2 separate regions of the Homo sapiens genome follow, and region 2 is linked to region 1. The links are chromatin loops, found by intact Hi-C in ENCODE. Cell type or tissue: A673. All regions are shown on one strand. Links, peaks and the distances in the headings refer to the core of each region. The heading gives the core; the rest is flanking DNA. Region 1 has its middle 72 kb from the start of XPNPEP1. Region 2 has its middle 42 kb from the start of LINC01435.

Region 1 (10,316 bases), core at 691-8,690:
TGGATTGCGCTACTTCCTTAACACCTATTCTGCAGGCAGATAGGTACAGTCATTGGCTCCAGCCTTTCTTCCTGGAGGGCTTCCTCCTGTCCTTCAACTTTGAATTCCTTCCCATCTTTAGAATCTAGTGCAATTCCCACATAGCTTCTTCATGAAGTGTTTCCCAATTATTCCAGCTACAAGTCCTTGCTCTAAGTTTTGCTGGCATTCATTTTCTTCACAAACTGTAATTGACTTTCTCTTTATGAAATTTAACCTTTCCCATGTCTCTCCAACTAGACTTGTAGTTCCTTGGGGCCCAGCCCCAGCTATTGCTCAGGACCAGGCACATAAGAGCTACTCAATAAATATTTATTGATGGATACATTTAAGAATTGATGAAGACATTCCAAACAAGTTTACAACAGAATGGATGATGGGAGCAGAATTGAATTCAGTCCCATTACTTCCTAGCTGGTGACCTTGGTTGGGTAAATTATGTATCTTCTCTGACCTCCAGTTTCATCCTTTACAAAATGAGGGTGATGGTATATTCTGACAGCATATTTGTGAGGATTAAAAGAAATAATATGCACAAATCACTTAGCATGCTGTCAGGCATGTAATCAGCTCTCAGTAAATGTTAGTTGTTTATCGTGACAGGGCACCTATATTTTTAAACAAGAAGGAGATGTGCAATTCTGTTTTGAATTCTCTATTTATTGTCCCTTATTTCTTCCTTCCCAAATACCTCCCAAATTTCCTATATCATTATTTTTAAAAACAAACTTTATTATTTAGAACAGTTTTAGATTTACTGCGAAGAAAGTACAGAGAGTTTCTTTATGCTCCACACCTAGTTTTCACTATTATTCAGATCTTAGTATAGTACATCTGTCACAATTAACGAACCAATGTTATCGCAGTATTAGTAACTAAAGGCTGCACTTTATTCAGATTTCCCTAGTTTTTAGCTAATGTCCTTTTTCTCTTCCAGAATCCCATCCGGAGTCCCTCATTATATTTAGTTGTCCTGTCTTCTTAGGCTGTGACAGTTTCTTAGATTTTCTTCATTTTTGATGACCTGGACAGTTTTGAGGAATACTGGTCAAATATTTTGTGGAATATCCTTATATTGGGATTTTAAATATTTTTCTCATGATTAGACTGTGGTTTTAGTTTTATAGGCGGAAGTCGATGGAGGTAAAGTGCCATTTTTGTCACATCATGTCAAGGGTACATACTATCAACATGGCTTTTGACTGATGAGGTTAACCTTGATCATCTGGCTGAGGCAGTGTTTGTCATATTTCTCCATAGGAAAGTGACTCTTTCAACCCCCTGCTTATCCTGTATTCTTGGAAAGTCACTACGTGTAGCCCATACTTAAGGAGTGGAAGTTATGTTCAACTTTCTTGAGGGCACAGAATATATGTAAATTATTTAGAATGCTTCTGCACAGATTTGTCTCTTTTTCCACATTCTTTTATTTTTTCATATTTGTATAGGCTTGCAGATATTTATTTTATACTTTGGATTATAATCAATACTGCTTTCTTTAAATTGTTCCAGCTTTGGCCACTGAGGGCTCTTTCAGCTGTCTCCTGTGTTCCTTTGATATATCCCATCGTGTGTGTGTGTGTGTGTGTGTGTGTGTGTGTGTGTGTTGTAAGCACTTCTTTACTTTCTGGCACTACAAATTGCTCCAGGCTCATCTTGTGTATTTCCTGCTCCAATTCTAGAATCAATCATTTCTTTAAGAAGCTCTAGTGCCTTTTACCGGAGAAAGGTATTTAAAACCAAGATCCAGGCTGGGCATGGTGGCTCACAACTGTAATCCCAGCAGTTTAGGAGGCCGAGGCGGGCAGATCACCTGGGGTCAGGAGTTCGAGACCAGCCTGGCCAACATGGCAAAACCCTGTCTGTACTAAAAATACAAAAATTACACCTTGTCTCTACTAAAAATACAAAAATTAGCTGGGCCTGGTGGTGGGCACCTGTAATCCCAGCTACTCGGGAGGCTGAGGCTGGAGAATCACTTGAACCCAGGAAGTGGAGGTTGCAGTGAACCAAGATCATGCCACTGCACTTCAGCCTGGATGACAAGAGTGAAACTCCATCTCATAAATAAATAAATAAATAAATAAAACCAAGATCTGAGCACTAGATAGGTTCTCTTACTGGCTTGTCCTTGCTGCTAGGCCGTCTCAGCTGAGAGCAAGGACAAAGAGGTATGCATATGTATATGTATATATATATATACACACACAACTATCTTTCAGTGTTTCTATATGTAACCATCTGTTTCTATATTAAACTAAACATGAGTTCACACTGATGTCTCCAACTCTAATTCATGATCATCTCCCCTTGCTTCTCTGTGACTTCCTACTTCATCAGTGAGAACTTGGCTCCCACCATCCGCCATCCATTTCACTTATATTTCACTTAATTGCTTAATTCTAGTGTACATGTGTAGCAGTGTTAAGATTGCTAACCTGTATACTGTGGGGAACAGCTTTATCAACTTGAGTACGGTGGTTTTTTTTTTTTTTTAGACGGAATCTTGCTCTGTCGCCCAGGCTGGAGTGCAGTGGCGCCATCTCCGCTCACTGCAAGCTCCGCCTCCCGGGTTCACGCCGTTCTCCTGCCTCAGCCTCCCGAGTAGCTGGTACTACAGGTGCCAGCCACCACGCCTGGCTAATTTTTTGTATTTTTTAGTAGAGATGGGGTTTCACCCTGTTAGCCAGGATGGTCTCGTTCTGCTGACCTCGTGATCCGCCTGCCTCGGCCTCCCAAAATGCTGGGATTACAGGCATGAGCCACCACACCCGGCCGAGTATAGTGTTTATATGCAATTATTTTTGCTTCGGTTTTACAGACTCCACTCATTTATTTCCAAAGTTGCTTAGGTCAGCACCTTCCTTCTCACCCCCTCCCCTTCTTTCAGTAAGGTATTACAGTTTCATACATTTTAATATAGTTAGATCATTTTATCACATACTGCATTCCATCCTGGGATTCCTTTGACCTCCTAAATGGTTTTTTTTTTTCAATTTGCATACATTATGGTTCACTCTGTGTGCTGTAAGGTTCAGTATGTTTTGATAAATGCATAGTGTCATGTATCCACAATTACACAATCATACAGAATAGTTTCACCACCTGAAAAAAATATCCCCTGGGCTTCCCTGATTTCAACCTCCTATTTCCCCGTAAGGTCCTGGCAACCAGTGATTTTTTTTTTTTTTTTTTTTTTTTACTGTCTCTATAGTTTTGCTTTTTCCAGATACCATATAATAGGAATCAAACAGCATGTAGAATTTTTCATGCTGGCTTCTGTCACTTAGCAATATGTATTTCAGGTTCATCCATGTCCTTTCATGGCTTGTTAGCTTATTTCTTTTTATCATGGAATAATGTTCTTGTTACAGATACACAAGGTTTGTTTATACATTCACCTATTGGAGGACATCTTGGATACTTCCTACCATAACTTTTTTTTTTTTAAATCAAAAAAGAAAGTTTGTTGTCTTACAACAGAAATTTTTCTTTTATTTTTCCTTTATAGAAGTAACATGTGAAAGAAGAGTATATAGTGGTTTAGAACATGGGTTCTAAAGCAGATGGCACTGTGTACCAGCTGTGAGTCCCTGGGCAAGAGCACAGCCTCTCTGAGCCCCCATTTCCTGCTCTGTAATGTGAGGTTAGCGGCGATGTCTCCTCATTAGGCTATGAGGATGGAAAGAGAAAGCTCCTGTAGAGTGTATCCTTGAATGTTAGCTTTGTGTATACATCCATGTTCCCCAACCCAACCTGAGACAGCTTTAAACAAAACTAAGTGTAGCCTTATTGAGATATAATTCACACATCATGCACTTCACCTATTTAAAGTGAGACACGTTAATGCTCGTGCTTCTTGATCTCTCCAGAAGGTGTCAAAGTTTTCACACGAGACCTCATGACTCTAAGATGCATCCTCATTTCTGAGTTGTTGAAATGTGAAACAAACAAATCACAGATCTCACTATAGAAAATCTAACCAAGCCTGCTCGGGCATCATGATCTGTAGTGAAGTGCCTTAGAGAAGGGCTGAGCTGCGAAGTGGAAGGTGTCTGGCTCTCTTCTGTGCTCTCTTTTCTCTAACCCAGGGTCAAAGGAGTCTGCAGTATGCCCAGGTGGGATGGTGGAGGAAGACACGTTTCTGAACTAGAGAACAATTTGTGAAGAAAGGGAGGATGAGTACAGGGAGATGCTTGGGAAGTCACAAGGAACAGAGCCTGAAGTTTCTACGGCTGACACTGTCACATGCCAAGGGTTAGGAGGGCATTACTCTGGGCATCAGGCATTGGGAATTGCTGCACGCCCTGCAAGGCGGGCACAGCGGCGTTGAGATGCTCCTGTGCCTTCTGCCAGCAGATGGCAGTGTGGATCTGTGGAGAGAGTGGAGACGGCCAGCCAGCTGAGGAAGCGGATGGATTATTATAGAGAAGGATGACACGGGGAGGACCCTCTCGAGGTTTCCTACTGACCTGGAGGCGCTCATGTGGCTGCCACTCAGTGTCCTCTCAGAGGCCATTGTACCCAGCTCATGACTGTAGGCAGGAATGTAGGGAGAGTTCATTTAATAAAGATGGGCTGAGTGCCAGCTCTGATGGGACCCTCAGCTGGGTGTGATGGGAACAGAAAGATACATCCTACGGTGCCCCTCACAGAGCCTGTGCTTTGACGGAGACTTGACATGCCCAAATGTGACTACAGTACAGAGGAGGTTATGGTTATGATGCAATGGAACAGGTGTAAGGCATCTACAGAACCTCTCTAGGGTGTCCCCTGGCTGGGTCCCAGTACTCTGTCCCATTGGCACAGCCTGTATCTGGCTCAGACTTCCCCAGTTATGTGCGAATCCATTTCATCAGAACAGCCTACCTCTGGCCTCTGTGTAAGGCGGCTCACCATGCCAGCAAGTCGCCCCAGCCTTTTTGTCTTCAGTGTCAACGATCTCACCTCCTTTCCCTTTCCCTTTCCCTCTGGGACTCTTCCGATGGATCCCTCTGTGACTTTCCTCTGACTTTGTCCTAAACAGGAAACCTAATGAGGATTCTATTCTCTGCAATAGCAAGAGGAGGGCTAAGGGCTGCCTTCTATCGTGCCATTTCCTATTTAAACAAAGGCTTTGTGCTGTGATACCACTAGGCGTTTATGTTCACTCTGACCCCAGAATCCTTTCTTCTCTCTTCATGTGTTGTGCTTTGTAGTCTGTAGCCTCAGGTAGTCTGGTTAGTTCAGTGGTTTGGAGCTCAGCACCGATAAGATCAAAATCCTTTGCTGAAACTGTTAAAGAAACATTTTTTCAATGATACTTGTCAAAGCACTGTAAGGCAGAGTTTATTCAGGACCATTGTGATAGCTAGAGGGACCCCTGCAATGGTGTCTTGCAGCTGGGGAGAGAGATTTGGCTCAACTTTGAATACATCATAGCATGGGCGAGCAGCAATTTATAGCCAAGGAGCAGGGTGGGGTCAGTGGATGGAAAATTACTTAGAAGAAACATCAGGGGCTAGGAGGTTCTGGCTAAACTGACCTAAAAGGAATCTTTCTGAAGAAAGGCCAGGGGGATCAGTTATCATTTGGGGGATGGTGGAGGATGAGAAACCTGATCAGATTTTGAGGATGGTCTGATATCAAGGGTGGGAGTGGGAGTTCTTGCTAAACTGACTTAGGATTCTTTGCTAAAAGTGGACTTTACAAGAGAGTACATAGCTGGGCCTAGGAGAAGTTTCCAAAAGTGGACTAAAGTTTGGCCAAGCAAAGAATCTTTGTCAAGACCTCAGGTGATCTAGTAGATTTCATTTGTTCCATGATCACAGCCAATACCTTTCACCTTGGCCCTGTTGACATGATGTCCTGGCTTTACTTCCTGCATCCCCATCTCTCCAGCCCCAAAATGATCTCCTTTCATCCCCATCTTCAGAACCAACCCTGCCCAGACTCTAGGACCAGGGCCGTCTCTGTGAAGCTGAATGCTGAGCAGATTCGGAGTCTTCTTTTTGCAGGCCTGTTTCCCCCTTGTGCCCATTTTTTTTTTTTTTTTTTTTTTTTTTTGAGATAGAGTATTGCTCTGTTGCCCATGCTGGAGTGCAGTGGTGTGATCTTGGCTCACCGCAACCTCCGCAACCTCCGCCTCCCGGGTTCAAGTGATTCCCCTGTCTCACCCTCCTGAGTAGCTGGGATTACAGATGTGTGCCATTATACCTAACTAATTTTTGTTTTTTAGAAGAGTCAAACGGGGTTTCACCATATTGGCCTGGCTGGTCTCAAATGCCCAATCTCAAGTGATCCGTCTGCTTCGGCCTCCCAAAGCGCTGGGATTACAAGCTTGAGCCACCGCACCCAGCCCCCTTGTGCCCGCTTCTAAGAAAGGGCCTGGGCTTCTGAATTACCTTCCTTGCCTGAAATTCAGCTTTGGTTTCTTGCTCAGCCCTCTGGTAGCTTCTGGACTCTGAGAGGGCAGAGGTACTAGCTTGGTGGGGTGGAGCTTACCTACCAGTTTCCCACCATGTGCCTTGACTTTGTTTCCTGGCTTCTCCGAAACACACTTTCTTCCTTTCTTAAAAATACAAAAAATTAGCCAGGTGTGGTGGCGCATGCCTGTAATCCCAGCCACTCGGGAGGCTGAGGCAGGAGAATCGCTTGAATCCAGGAGGCGGAGGTTGCAGTGAGCCGACATCGCGCCATTGCACTTCAGCCTGGGCAACAAGAGCGAAACTCCATTTCAAAAACAAGCAAACAACAACAACAAAAAAGGGATGGGAGTGGCTCATACTGTGGCCTTCTTCGAATCCGAGCAAAATGGACATCAGTTAATGCTAATTCCAACTCTCCCACTTCCCCCATCTTTACATTCCTAGGACCTGGAAGCTTAAGCTTGATTGATGCCAAATATTTCTTGAAAGTCTATGCTCTACTCATCCCCCGACTACAGAGTCGCATGTTCCTTTATATCTGGTGGAACATGCCCCTTTTTGCTGGACTCCTCAGAGGAGGTGCCACTAGCCTAGACCACCCACTGCCTCTCACCCCCTCTCTAACACCACTTCCCTGTCACTGTGTGTTGTGTTGCTGCCTGCCCCAGGGATCAGATCCCTGATCTTGCCTGTCTATTCCCTACCCTTCTTTTCCTAGGGGAGTCATAGGACATGTTGCTTACATCTCTGTAGCACCGGATTAGGTGGCAGCCAGGTGAGGGAGAATGTGAATGAATTAGAGCAGCCCATTACCATCCTGGGCACCTGGTTCATGGAGCATTTGGCAAGGCAAGTGGGTGGCCTGCAAAAAAAACAAAACCAAACAAAGCAAAGCCAAAAAGTCCCCCAAACATTAGGAACCTTTGGGTCTATGGGATTGTTGTAAAGATGGATAGAAAGGTCTCCACAAAGTGTACAAAGTTGAAGGCACAAAGTTGAACTTCACAAAGTTGAAGGCAGAGCAATAGCAAACGCTTATTAAGCATTTCCTAAGTGCTGGGTTATTTTCTAAGTGCAACACATGCTGTTTCATTTAGTCCTCCCAACACCCCTGTAAGGTGGCTACTATTAATAGTCCAATTTTCCATGTAAAGAAGCTAAACCTAAGAGGAGTGAAAGGACTTGTTAAGGTTGCACAGCTAGTAAATGCTGGAATTTACAGCTAGTAAAACCAGGAATTTCACCTGGCAGGCTGATGCTGGAGCCTGCGCTGGCATCTAAGAGGCAGTGTTGCCCCCCGCCCTGTTCTGATCTCATGGAGGCAGCTACCATTTGCAGACTTGGACACATCCTTGCATAACCTGGTTGTAGGGGAAAGGCTTGGGGACCTGGGGTTGCGGGGGCACTCTTGATGGTTTTGTTATGAGGGAAATTGGATTTGCCATGATTATACATCAAGGAATGGCATCCACAGATGCAGCTGTAGATATTCCAGATGTCCTTTGGCAGGGAGGTGACAAAAAGTGAGCCACTAGTGGGTGGAAAAACCCATATACATAAAGTGAAAGAGAGGTCATTAATTTCCCCTGGGCCATTCCGGAGTGCAAGTGAGGAATTAGAGGACATATGTATGAAAGATAGATCTGACGCTAATTGGCAGAAATGCTCCTCATTGCCTTGTGAAGCAAGGTTCGTTAATTAAAACATAATGTTCAGCGTGACTTTAAAATTAAATACCTAAGACATAATGTCTGCTCATGAGGCAGACATGAAGTGTAGTTATTTATATTCTTGTACTTTAGTATATGAACTTGTTGTATTATTTACAACCCAATCTACTCTAGAAGACTTTAAGATGCTTCTATTTGGCCTCTTCTCGGTTAACTTCATGCTAAGTTTCAATATGGACTTTGGAGTCCATATTGGTTAGTGTCCCCCAGCTCTTTTGTTGGTCTGTTTCATCGGTGGAATGGGAAGAGATAACAGAAAATGTGGTCTCTACTATTGAAGGACCTGCAATGTATTAGGTGTAGAGTCTGTTGGGAAGGCCTGTGGCCCTTTTATATGTGGGCTAGAAACAGTGTTTTTCAGTTTCCCAGATGTATTCTCATTTGCAAGAATCAGAAACCAACTCTGTCCATATTTAGGGAGAAAAGGTGGAAGGGGGAGGGATTTAGGAAAAGTTATTGGTGGGATTGGTGTTGGGATATCAGGAACAGTTGGTGTCAAAAGGCTTCAGTCACCGTGGTGAATGTGTCCCTTCAAATATTCCCTCTGACTTGACATCACTTGGCCAAATCTCAAAGTCCCAGGAATGAACATCTGACTGGTCAAGCCTGGCATAGTGTGGTGGAGAAACAGTGTGGCCTCCTTGACTTCCGCTAGTAGAGCAGGTGGTGCAAGGTGGCAGGGGCTGGGACTTACCTTCTGCCGAGATCTTAAAACTGGGGAATTTTCCCCAACAGGAGATGGAGGTGCTAGCAGAAATGGGCGGTGGGGTGGGTGTGGGGGGTGTTGTTGAATGCTGAACAGCCAAAAAACACAAAAAACAAAAAAACCCCAAAACAACAGCAAAACAAAACCCAGAACTGCCCCCTATGGAAACAATGGCAAAACAACCAACTATGGAGAGATGCTGGTATGTATCTTGCTTTATGCAATATATAAGCCTTCTAAAAAGTTGTATTCACAAGGAATCCTATGTTGAATGGAGCAGGACACCATCTATTAAAAGAAACTCTTGGTACATCCTTTTGCAAACTAATGATGCAAACATAGCCTGAGAATAATTTTGTTTTATGTGGAGTTGTCCTATAATGGATTGCTCCAAAGAAGATCCAGCTGCATATATAATTGTGCACTCCTGAGGAACAGAGATCTTTTTCCTTGAAGGCACATCTCCTTGAATAGATTTTGATGGAAGATTCCATCACAGACTCTGTATAATCACACCAGACAATTATTCCTTAAGAACTGGGCATGCCAGGGTTCCCTTTTTAAAAATTTCATGTTTATTCTGTCTCCTGTATGGCTTCTTGAGAACAGGGAATAAGCCAGGGTCATTTTTGTTAAGGTTTCCTGTGGGGTGCTCACGTTAAATGGATGCTGTTGCAGATAGACCGAACCCTCATCACAACTGGTGTTGTTTGCAACAGCACAGGTGATTTTTGCTTCTTTCTCAGACTTTCTTTACCTTTTGCCCCTCTGCCGGAGAAGTCAATGCAGCAAGCTTTTCTTTTCTTTTTTCTTTCCTTCTTTTTAAAACAGAGGCCCTGCATTCTCCTCAAGGTCCTGCTTCTGGTTCTGAGGCCTCCTGAGGATATAGCCCACACACCATCCTCCTCTCCCCAGCATTCCATAGGGACCCTGAGTTGAGGAGACTCTGACTTGAGTTTGTGCTGCCTTGCTCCATCCTCTGGTCCTGTCCCACAAGTGAGTTACACGTTTCCCTCTGCCCACCTCCTCCCTCCCCCGACTCCCAGCCCAGACTTCTTTGCTGCCTGATAAAACCTCATCTGGTCTGTTTTAATGGGGAGATAAAACTGCTGTTTATGTCACTGTGTGGATAGTGTGTGGAGGTTTCAAGCCTCCCCTCCCCTCTCCTCTCTTCTCCTCTCCTCTCTCCTCTTCAGAAAAGTCGAGTCTTATGTCTGTGGCTTCTGCAGACACTGCTGAGAACCTGTGGCATCTCTTCTTTCACATTCTGCCATCAGAGAGGGCTCTAACCAGGAAGCTCAGAGTCTTAAAGCTTGGCCCAGTAAATTACAGTGTCCAGAACCCTACAGCCCAGTTACACCAGCAGGGCCCACGTCTGGGGGTGGCCTAGCCCAGCCAAATTCCTGGACAATATAATTTAGAGGTTGAATTTTC
Region 2 (10,316 bases), core at 867-8,866, 1.7 Mb after region 1:
CAGGACTTGCTTTATGAATCTGGGTGCTCCTGTATTGGGTGCATATATATTTAGGATAGTTAGCTCTTCTTGTTGAATTGATCCCTTTACCATTATGTAATGGCCTTCTTTGTCTCTTTTGATCTTTGTTGGTTTAAAGTCTGTTTTATCAGAGACTAGGATTGCAACCCCTGCCTTTTTTTGTTTTCCAGTTGCTTGGTAGATCTTCCTCCATCCTTTTATTTTGGGACTATGTGTGTCTCTGCACGTGAGATGGGTTTCCTGAATACAGCACACTGATGGGTCTTGACTCTTTATCCAACTTGCCAGTCTGTGTCTTTTAATTGGAGAATTTAGTCCATTTACATTTAAAGTTAATATTGTTATGTGTGAATTTGATCCTGTCATTATGATGTTAGCTGGTGATTTTGCTCGTTAGTTGATGCAGTTTCTTCCTAGTCTCGATGGTCTTTACATTTTGGCATGATTTTGCAGTGGCTGGTACCAGTTGTTCCTTTCCATGTTTAGCGCTTCCTTCAGGAGCTCTTTTAGGGCAGGCCTGGTGGTGACAAAATCTCTCAGCATTTGCTTGTCTGTAAAGTATTTTATTTCTCCTTCACTTATGAAGCTTAGTTTGGCTGGATATGAAATTCTGGGTTGAAAATTCTTTTCTTTAAGAATGTTGAATATTGGCCCCCACTCTCTTCTGGCTTGTAGGGTTTCTGCCGAGAGATCCGCTGTTAGTCTGATGGGCTTCCCTTTGAGGGTAACCCAACCTTTCTCTCTGGCTGCCCTTAACATTTTTTCCTTCATTTCAACTTTGGTGAATCTGACAATTATGTGTCTTTGAGTTGCTCTTCTCGAGGAGTATCTTTGTGGCGTTCTCTGTATTTCCTGAATCTGAACGTTGGCCTGCCTTGTCAGATTGGGGAAGTTCTCATGGATAATATCCTGCAGAGTGTTTTCCAACTTGGTTCCATTCTCCGCATCACTTTCAGGTACACCAATCAGATGTAGATTTGGTCTTTTCACATAGTCCCATATTTCTTGGAGGCTTTGCTCATTTCTTTTTATTCTTTTTTCTCTAAACTTCCCTTCTCACTTCATTTCATTCATTTCATCTTCCATTGCTGATACCCTTTCTTCCAGTTGATCGCATCGGCTCCTGAGGCTTCTGCATTCTTCACGTAGTTCTCGAGCCTTGGTTTTCAGCTCCATCAGCTCCTTTAAGCACTTCTCTGTATTGGTTATTCTAGTTATACATTCTTCTAAATTTTTTTCAAAGTTTTCAACTTCTTTGCCTTTGGTTTGAATGTCCTCCCGTAGCTCAGAGTAATTTGATCGTCTGAAGCCTTCTTCTCTCAGCTCGTCAAAATCATTCTCCATCCAGCTTTGTTCCATTGCTGGTGAGGAACTGCGTTCCTTTGGAGGAGGAGAGGCGCTCTGCGTTTTAGAGTTTCCAGTTTTTCTGTTCTGTTTTTTCCCCATCTTTGTGGTTTTATCTACTTTTGGTCTTTGATGATGGTGATGTACAGATGGGTTTTCGGTGTGGATGTCCTTTCTGTTTGTTAGTTTTCCTTCTAACAGACAGGACCCTCAGCTGCAGGTCTGTTGGAATACCCTGTCGTGTGAGGTGTCAGTGTGCCCCTGCTGGGGGGTGCCTCCCAGTTAGGCTGCTCGGGGGTCAGGGGTCAGGGACCCACTTGAGGAGGCAGTCTGCCTGTTCTCAGATCTCCAGCTGCGTGCTGGGAGAACCACTGCTCTCTTCAAAGCTGTCAGACAGGGACATTTAAGTCTGCAGAGGTTACTGCTGTCTTTTTGTTTGTCTGTGCCCTGCCCCCAGAGGTGGAGCCTACAGAGGCAGGCAGGCCTCCTTGAGCTGTGGTGGGCTCCACCCAGTTCGAGCTTTCCGGCTGCTTTGTTTACCTAAGCAAGCCTGGGCAATGGCGGGCACCCCTCCCCCAGCCTCGCTGCCACCTTGCAGTTTGATCTCAGACTGCTGCGCTAGCAATCAGCAAGATTCCGTGGGCGTAGGACCCTCCAAGCCAGGTGTGGGATATAGTCTCGTGGTGCGCCGTTTTTTAAGCCGGTCTGAAAAGCGCAATATTTGGGTGGGAGTGACCCGATTTTCCAGGTGCGTCCGTCACCCCTTTCTTTGACTCGGAAAGGGAACTCCCTGACCCCTTGCACTTCCCAGGTGAGGCAATGCCTCGCCCTGCTTCAGCTCGCGCACGGTGCGCGCACCCACTGGCCTGCGCCCACTGTCTGGCACTCCCTAGTGAGATGAACCGGGTACCTCAGATGGAAATGCAGAAATCACCCGTCTTCTGCGTTGCTCACGCTGGGAGCTGTAGACCGGAGCTGTTCCTATTCGGCCGTCTTGGCTCCTCCCTAGTTCAATATAGCTTAATTCTATGCTCTTGGTTTTTCTTCAGGTGTAACTTTAATATTGGCTTTAATTTTGGACTCTTTCATTGCTTAAAATGGTTTTAAGGGCTAATAAGTGCCTGCCCACCTCCATTCCCACCTGCTCTAGACTGTTTAATTGGCTATAAAGTCAGTCTTTTGGCTCCAAGTCTCTTGGCCATGGGGGTCCCTCTGAGGAACATGACGGATTTAGAGCAGGTAGCACACCACCCCAGCATCAGTATGAGAGAAAATAAAACCTTGACCATCAATACTCGCTCTGGCACACCTTGAAAAAAAAAAGGGAGAATCTGAACAAAAAAATTAAAATCTATAGCTCCCCAACAGACTTAATGGACACCTCCCTCTTGGCCAAAGAGAATCCCAAAGAAACCCAAAAACCTAATTCAGGCCACAGTGAGAAACAGAGGGGTTAGACGTACCTCACTATACCTTCCCCTTTTTCTTTGTCAATTAGGCCAGCTTCAAAAGGTCCTTCAAGATGAAAATAAAATATTGCCCTTCCCCACAAAGGAAAAGAACAGCTCCCATGTTCAACCAGGAGACTTAGTCTTACTAACAAGAAGAATCTGCTGAGGATCAATTATAACCAAAATGGAAATACCCCTATCAGGCATTGTTAAATTCCCCCACCACTGTACAATGTCAGGAAATAATTACTTATGTACGCCTATCAAATATTAAATCTGTGTCTCAAGAGTCACAGGTACAAAGAGAGGATACCATGATCTACAACTGTGAACCTTTGAAAGATTTATATTTAAAAGAATCAACACTCAGTCAGAAGTGATAGTGTGATGCTGTGGATGGAAACAGGAGCATTAATTTTTATTTCCTTCCTGGCTATAATACTTCTTTTCTATTGCTTTCGGCATCTGCCTTCTCCTGGGAAACATCTTTCTTGTCCGTGGGTATAGAGGTCACTCTACGGCCCATCTGGACACCATGCTATCACTATTAATCCTGTTTGCTTTCCCAATTATCCTGATCCAGTATGTATGAAAACAAAACTCTATTTTAAGTGTTTCAAAAAATATAGCATCAGGGAATCATCTTCATGGTTGATAGGTTTATCAACATCCCCAGGATAGATAGTTCCATCTTCTGGCTTATCCATAAAATCTCATGGACATCTCCCCAGGCCCCTACTTGCTAGATGAAACTCTTCCCCACTTAATGGATTCCGTCAGAACCCCACCACCACTATTATCTGGACCTGGAAAGTTGGGTATCTATATTTCCAGTGCACTAATCATTCTATCTTTTGAACTCACTGCTGTGTTAATGACACAAAAGTGGAGGTTTTCTTGCAATACTTTGATCCAACTCTAGTTCCCAATACCATAGCAAGATAAATAGGACCCCTTTATGGGTGAGGAAACCATATATGGTGTCTTCACCCAGATCAGAACATACAGGAAAAAAAACAGAGAAACAAACAAAAACAGCTGACTAATCTGGGAAGGTGGGAGTACTGCCCTCTTCTGGAAAACAAAGGTTATTCAGCCATCCCCGTTGGAACAGGAAAGAATATCTCCAAAGACCCAGCTTAGCATCAAAGGATAGATATCACACCCCTTAGGGCTTCTATTTGTGCCCCAACTAGCCTTGCTTTCATTTGTGGCCATCAGTGGGAAAAATTCACACTCCATACCTGCCCGAATTCCCAGGGAGCCACTTGTTCTTTTATAGTACCTTTCTCTTGTATATCAAAACCTTGGAACACAGGTGAATATACATTAGCCACCCTTACCCCTCCAAGGGTCACAGTGTATAACCTCATAAGACCCCAAAATACCAGAAGTAAATGAACCCTAGGAATAATTCTGACAGGAATTGAGGTGGCACTAGAACTAGCAGCACCATTGGGCAGCTTTGTTTACCATGAATCAATCCTGAAAATTTGATTTAACCCCAAGAATCCTTAGCCATCAACACAGGTCAGGCAGTAAAGAGAATTCGAGAGTCCCTAGACTCTTTGGCAAATGTAGATCTCGATAACAGACTGTCATTGTATTATTTACTAGCCACACGAGGTAGAGTCTGTGAGTTATTAATAAAATTGATGCACATATATTAACAACTCTGACAGATTGAGGTTAACATTCAAATATCTGTGCACAAGCTACCTTGTTACATAGATATAACCAGGGCATTGACCTCAACTATATCTGGTTGACTATCAAAAGTGCCTTCGCAAGTCTCATGTGGTTTTTACCTCTCCTAGGGCTTTTAATAACTATCTCGTTATTACTTATCTTTGGCCCTTGTTTGTTTAACCTCTTAATAAAGTTTGTGTCTTCTAGATTACAACAGTTCCAGGTGAAGACAATGTTGGCAAAAGGCTTCCAACCCCTCCAACTTTCTGACCTGAAGAATGAAAGCATTCTGTCTCTGGGATCCTAAGATCAGGTAGGCGGAAATATTTACTCTTCAGTGGTAGGCATGGTCTATGCCCATAAAATTAGCAGGAAGAGTTACAGAAGTTGGACCTCTACCCTTCTACAGCCCCTTTATATTAAGGAGCTTCTAATCTCTGAGAGGGGAATGAAGTAGGAGGCAGGACTGAATTCTGGAGATGGAGCTTGAACACTAGACCAAATTTAGGACTAGCTTAAATAAGGAAGAGGAGAGAGCACCTTGGCATTAAGACACACCACCAGTGTGCCATGTCGGTTTACCATGGCCATGGCAAAACCTACAAGTTAATCCCCCTTTCTATGGCAATGACCCACTGACCCAGAAATTACTAGCCTTTTGCTAAAAATGTCAGCATAATCTGCTTTTTAATTTGCATGTAATTAAAAGTGAGTATAAATATGACTGCAGAACTGCCTCTGAGTTGCTACTCTGGGCACATTGCCTATGGGGTAGCCTCTGCTGCTATTGTACACTGCCACTTCAATAAAAGTTGCTGTCTAACACTGCCGGCTTACCCTTGAATTCTGTCCTGGGCAAAGCCAAGAACCCTTCTGGTCTAAGCACCAATTTTGGGGTTCGTCTGTCCTGCATCAATGGAATTATATGATTTCTATTTCCTCAAGAGTGGGTGAATGATAGAGAGTGGACAGGCTAATCATCAGGAAAACTAAGAGAACAGGAAGGTAGAATACTTCCCTCATTTTTACCTGAAGCACATGGAAAACTCATTAATTGATCAGTAACTCTCTTAATTTTTATTTTAAATTTAAGCAAAGGAAATTCACCATGGCCTCCGACATTTAGTTGTAAGTACGGTAGGCTTAGAAGTTATATTAATGCGGAATGTCTCTAGCTGCAAGTAACAAAATTTCTGACTGTACAGACTTAAACCTTCAGGAGATTGTTTTCCACATCAAATGAAATCCAAATATCAGCTATCCAAGGTTGGTGTAACTGCTGAGTGATTTTATCACATGTAGGAAATCGGAGTAGTTAGCCAACCTGCAGGGTCAGTGTCTGTCCCCTGCAATAACTAATGTGTTTCCTTTCATACAAGTAAAAAATCTTGGCCGGGCGCGGTGGCTCACTCCTGTAATCCTAGCCCTCTGGGAGGCTGAAGCGGGCAGATAACGAGGTCAGGAGATCGAGACCATCCTGGCTAACACAGTGAAACCCCGTCTCTACTAAAAAATACAAAAAGTTGGCCGGGCAGGGCATGGTGGCGGGCGCCTGTGGTCCCGGCTGCTCAGGAGGCAGGCTGAGGCAGGAGAATGGCGTGAACCCGGGAGGCGGAGCTTGCAGTGAGCTGAGATCCCGCCACTGCACTCCAGCATGGGCGACAGAGCGAGACTCCGTCTCAAAAAACAACAACAACAACAACAAAACAAAACAAAAAAAAACCTTGTTATTGAAGAATGAAAACCGCTTGAAATGACATCTAATTTCTAAACCCCATGCAGTTACCTTCTCATGACATCTCTTACATAAAGAAATTCAAAAGAACTTAGTCATGTTACTGTCTCTTTCTCTCTCACTATAGTAGTCTTTATGGATATAGATCCAGAGGATATTTCAATTTGATGAAAATACTTCCAACTAATCCTTTGCAGCTTCATATTTTCTGCCTATTACCATGATCAACAATCGTCTTGCTGTTCATCTTTTCTCTCCAATTTTCAATTGGGTATTCTCAATTGCCCAGAACAGTATATATTCCCATAAGTTATAGAAAAAGAATATTTTGATGTCAGTTGACTCAAACGTCTGGAACAATAAAGAAGGGAATTTTCTCTTGATAGTTGAATTCTCTTCCTGATAGCACTCCACCTCAACATCAATGATACAGTGTATTAGTGATCAACAGTCATACCCTTCACCGGGCACGCTATCAGATATGCTGCACTTAAGTTTACTGGAGTTTTCTTCTGTTCTCCTTGGTACAAGGAAACTACACTTCATTATCTTTCCTTTTCCTCACTCCCCTCAGTGCCTCGTTCCTCTTCTTGCTTTTCTTACTGTGTTCTCTGATTGCTTTTGTGGGTTTTGATTTAGGCTGGACCTCCCACAATCTCTCTTCTCTCAAATTTGATTATTGATAGATATCTGAGGGCAGAGAGAGAAAAGAGAAACTGCAGGGTTTCTTTTACTGTCTAAGCTCTTTGTTGTTTCAGACTTCCCTTATGACCAACATGGAAAGATAAAGAAATTTTCTTGTTAAAACAAACAAACAAACTTAAAAACCTTAAATCTATGAAGCCCTCAGGAATACCTTTTGGGCACTTAAACAGTTATGAAGTTTTGGCAAATGTGACTTTGATGAAGGAAAGTTTTTTGTTCATCAGGATTGAGGGTAAAAGGGGGGTGTGAAAAGTTATTGACCAAAACAGCCTTAAAAGACACACTGGTTTAACAAAACTTTAAACAGGTATCCTCCTGACTGTAGCCCCTTTGTTTCCCTTGTCTTAGAGTATTTATTTAGAAAAGTTGTCATTGTAAATTCTTTCTCTACCTCCTTTGAATTGTATATGAATTGCCTTAAAAGACTCTTGCCAGTTACAGGACCCAGGGGAAATCTTTATTAAAGACCTAGGAGTTATGCGTTTGCAATGTGATCCCTAAAGATGATGGTACACCTTCCAGTCTCTATGGGAGGAAGGAGTCTCACTTTCTTAGGTGTCTTGCTCAAAGTTGAATAACTACCTCTTGCTATAAAGATAAGAGTAATTAACTTTTCTTTAGGGTAAGGCTAATTAGCAAACCCTGATAGCCTATGATCCTCCAACTGCAGCTCTTAAAAACTCCAACCTTTGTTTCAGCAGAGCAGAAATCAATCTCTTTCCCTATTGCAATAGTCTTAGATAGTTTTTCTTGCCTATTTAACTTTGTCAAGTGCATTTTCACTTTAACACTATCTATTCTCAGAGCTTTGTGCAGTTTATGCCTGTGAATGGCATAAATGACAAATCAGTCAATTAAGATAAAGGCAAAATCAGCTAATTTTTTATGTTTAGTGGCGGACTTTTTGAACAACCTATTCCATCGCACACCTACCCTCTCCTTCTCCAAGACTTCACTTATAAGGGGCAATATAATCAGACTTCCTGTTTAATGTTTAGTCTAGAGCTACACTAACCAATATAATATCCACAAGTGGCTATAGAGCATTTGAAATGGAGCTAGTTCTGTGGATGCTGTAAGTGTAATATGCCTTATATTAATAGGTTTATACTGATTACATGTTGAAATGATAACGTTTGGATTGTTGAGTTAAATAAAATATATGGAAATTCATATTAACTCTTATTTTTTACTTTTTTCAGTGTGGCCACTAGAAAATTTTAAATTATATATGAATCTCTCATTATATATCTGTTGAACAATGCTTGTCTAGAGTCAACCATTCAATTGAAAGCCCTAGATAGTCTACTATGTCTGTCTCATAGAATCTAGAAGCTTAGTAAGAGAAGCTCTAATAAATAAGGGAAGAAGGTGACTATCAAGCAAATAGAAGGTGGTAGGAAAAAAAGGAAGGCTTTGAAATCAGTGAGACCGAGTTTTAGATCCTGGCTCCACCACTTCTGCTGTTAGAATACAGACAAATTACCTTACCTCGGTGAAACTCAATTTTCCATCTCTAAAATGGGAACATAATACCTCTTAGTGAGTTCTTAAGAGTATTAAGTGACACGAGGCATCTGAAGTGTTTAGTATAGTACTTGCTTAATAAGTGGTATAACTAAGAAAAAAATCTACATTCATAAGAGGCTCAGAATTCAGTAGTATCATACAACTACCAAAACCTTAAGGCACGCTTGCACTGGGTAAGGAAGTAGGACAGAGTCACTGCTTAGTGGCTGAGGTCTCATCCTTCTTACTGTGAAAAGGGACAATGTGAAGGTTTTCTAACAAGTCTAACATTTTTTGGTGTGTAATTTGATTAATTATTCCTTATGCAAGGTTTCTATTGATATATTATGCAACTTAGTTGTTTAATATTCTATTTGCTTATATAGTTTATTTTGGGAATTTAATTATAATCACTTTATAATTGTCATGTTAAGACATTAATTGATATCATATCAAGTCATTAATATTATTCAGCATAAAACTCAACAAACCATGAACAAAACTTAGCCTAGGGCTTGCCTGTTGCAGCCCTGTCCTTTGTATGCTTTATTAGTTAATGGCATTTTAATACCTTAGATGTTCCATTAATAACACAAACAAACTAAGATATACTGTCATAATTCCGTATCCGATGAGAAGACTCAAACCTTTATTCCTGAAATACCTGTGCTATTAGAAGTCTTGCCTATGTTTCGTTATTGAAGTTTATTATTAACATTTTAAAATAGTAATATCAAGTAGGAGGCCATAGGACATTACATATTCCAGTCATATTAGTTTCTAACTCCATGTTTTCAGAAACAGTCCAATTTTCCCTTGGTAATCAGGATCAATTACCCCAAACAGTAAAGTAACCCTCTTCTTTGCCTACTGGTTCACTGGCATGAAAAGACCAATGTTGCTAAATGGCAGCATCTGCATCCAGTTAAATAAAATCGTTTTATTGTTTACTGTTTTGGAAGTTTCTGTCCGTTGGTACCAAAATCCTCTAAGCAAGCAGGACCTAAATTTGTGTAGTAGGCAGGAAATTTTTTTCTAGTGGATGATCAGGCAGGAGCAATAGAGTAATACCCATTATCTGCCTCCCTTCCTCCTTGGATCCTGGAACTCTGGAAATGGGAGAAAGAGTACTGTTTATCGATCACAGATTTGGAGAACATAACAAATCCTAGAAGACCTACCTTAGAGCCTCAAAGTGTTGTCACCCTCTGATGCCATCAATGCATTTTAAATGGTCACCCCTCTATTGTGTCAAACCAGTTTGCTTTATGATTATGTAGAATGGGATAAGACCATGAATTCCGATTTTTAATTCACGACTACACTCATTTTCTATAAAATGCGTTCCCTGATAAGAAGCAATGCTAGGTGGCATGCATGACAGTAATTAAGGCATCCTATAAAATTTTATTTTCAGAGAATCATTATAGTCAGAAACGCACATCCGTTTTCCAAAATAAATGCTTATTCCATTGAGAACAATACACTGTTCCTTTCATATGGAAATACTCAAGTGTAATCAGCTAGTCATTCAGTGGCTCCATGGTCACCCTGGATAATTGTGAGCTCAGTGTTAATCTGTACTGTTGGCAGGCTGAAGTGTCAATGGTAGCTGTAACAAGATTAACCTTGATGAAGTGAAGTCCAAGTCTCTTGAGACCATGAATAAACTATAGTTCTACCACTGTGGCTGATTTATTCATGAGCCCATTGGGCAGGGAAAAGGAGGCCTAGGAAGAGAGGCTAAATGGCGCTCATTGAGTAGTTCATCGTAACCAGTTGATTTCTGAGATTTCCTCCAAGCCGAGAATACTCTTCTGTAAGCATGGGCATACTTATTCTCTAGACCCTTTGATCACCAA

What was found. Hi-C counts contacts between places; a loop is a spot of excess contacts. Peaks named below come from ENCODE experiments on the same cell type or tissue, not always from the same donor. Only the 100,000 strongest peaks of a DNase experiment are listed, where the experiment ranks them.
Region 2: it touches region 1 in a loop (9-fold over the local background); 2 of 110 quality-filtered maps call a loop at or near these places.

What each region holds. Positions count from the first base shown.
Region 1 is chr10:109,846,698-109,857,013 of GRCh38, reverse strand. No RefSeq gene overlaps it. Among named protein-coding and RNA genes, the nearest start is that of XPNPEP1, 72 kb to the left of the region's middle. In A673, for the core only: CTCF peaks have their summits at 4,171 and 4,375 (motif pointing right); a DNase peak (open chromatin) is centred at 4,403.
Region 2 is chr10:108,105,999-108,116,314 of GRCh38, reverse strand. No RefSeq gene overlaps it. Among named protein-coding and RNA genes, the nearest start is that of LINC01435, 42 kb to the right of the region's middle. In A673, for the core only: a CTCF peak has its summit at 3,876 (motif pointing left); no DNase peak of the experiment used is centred there.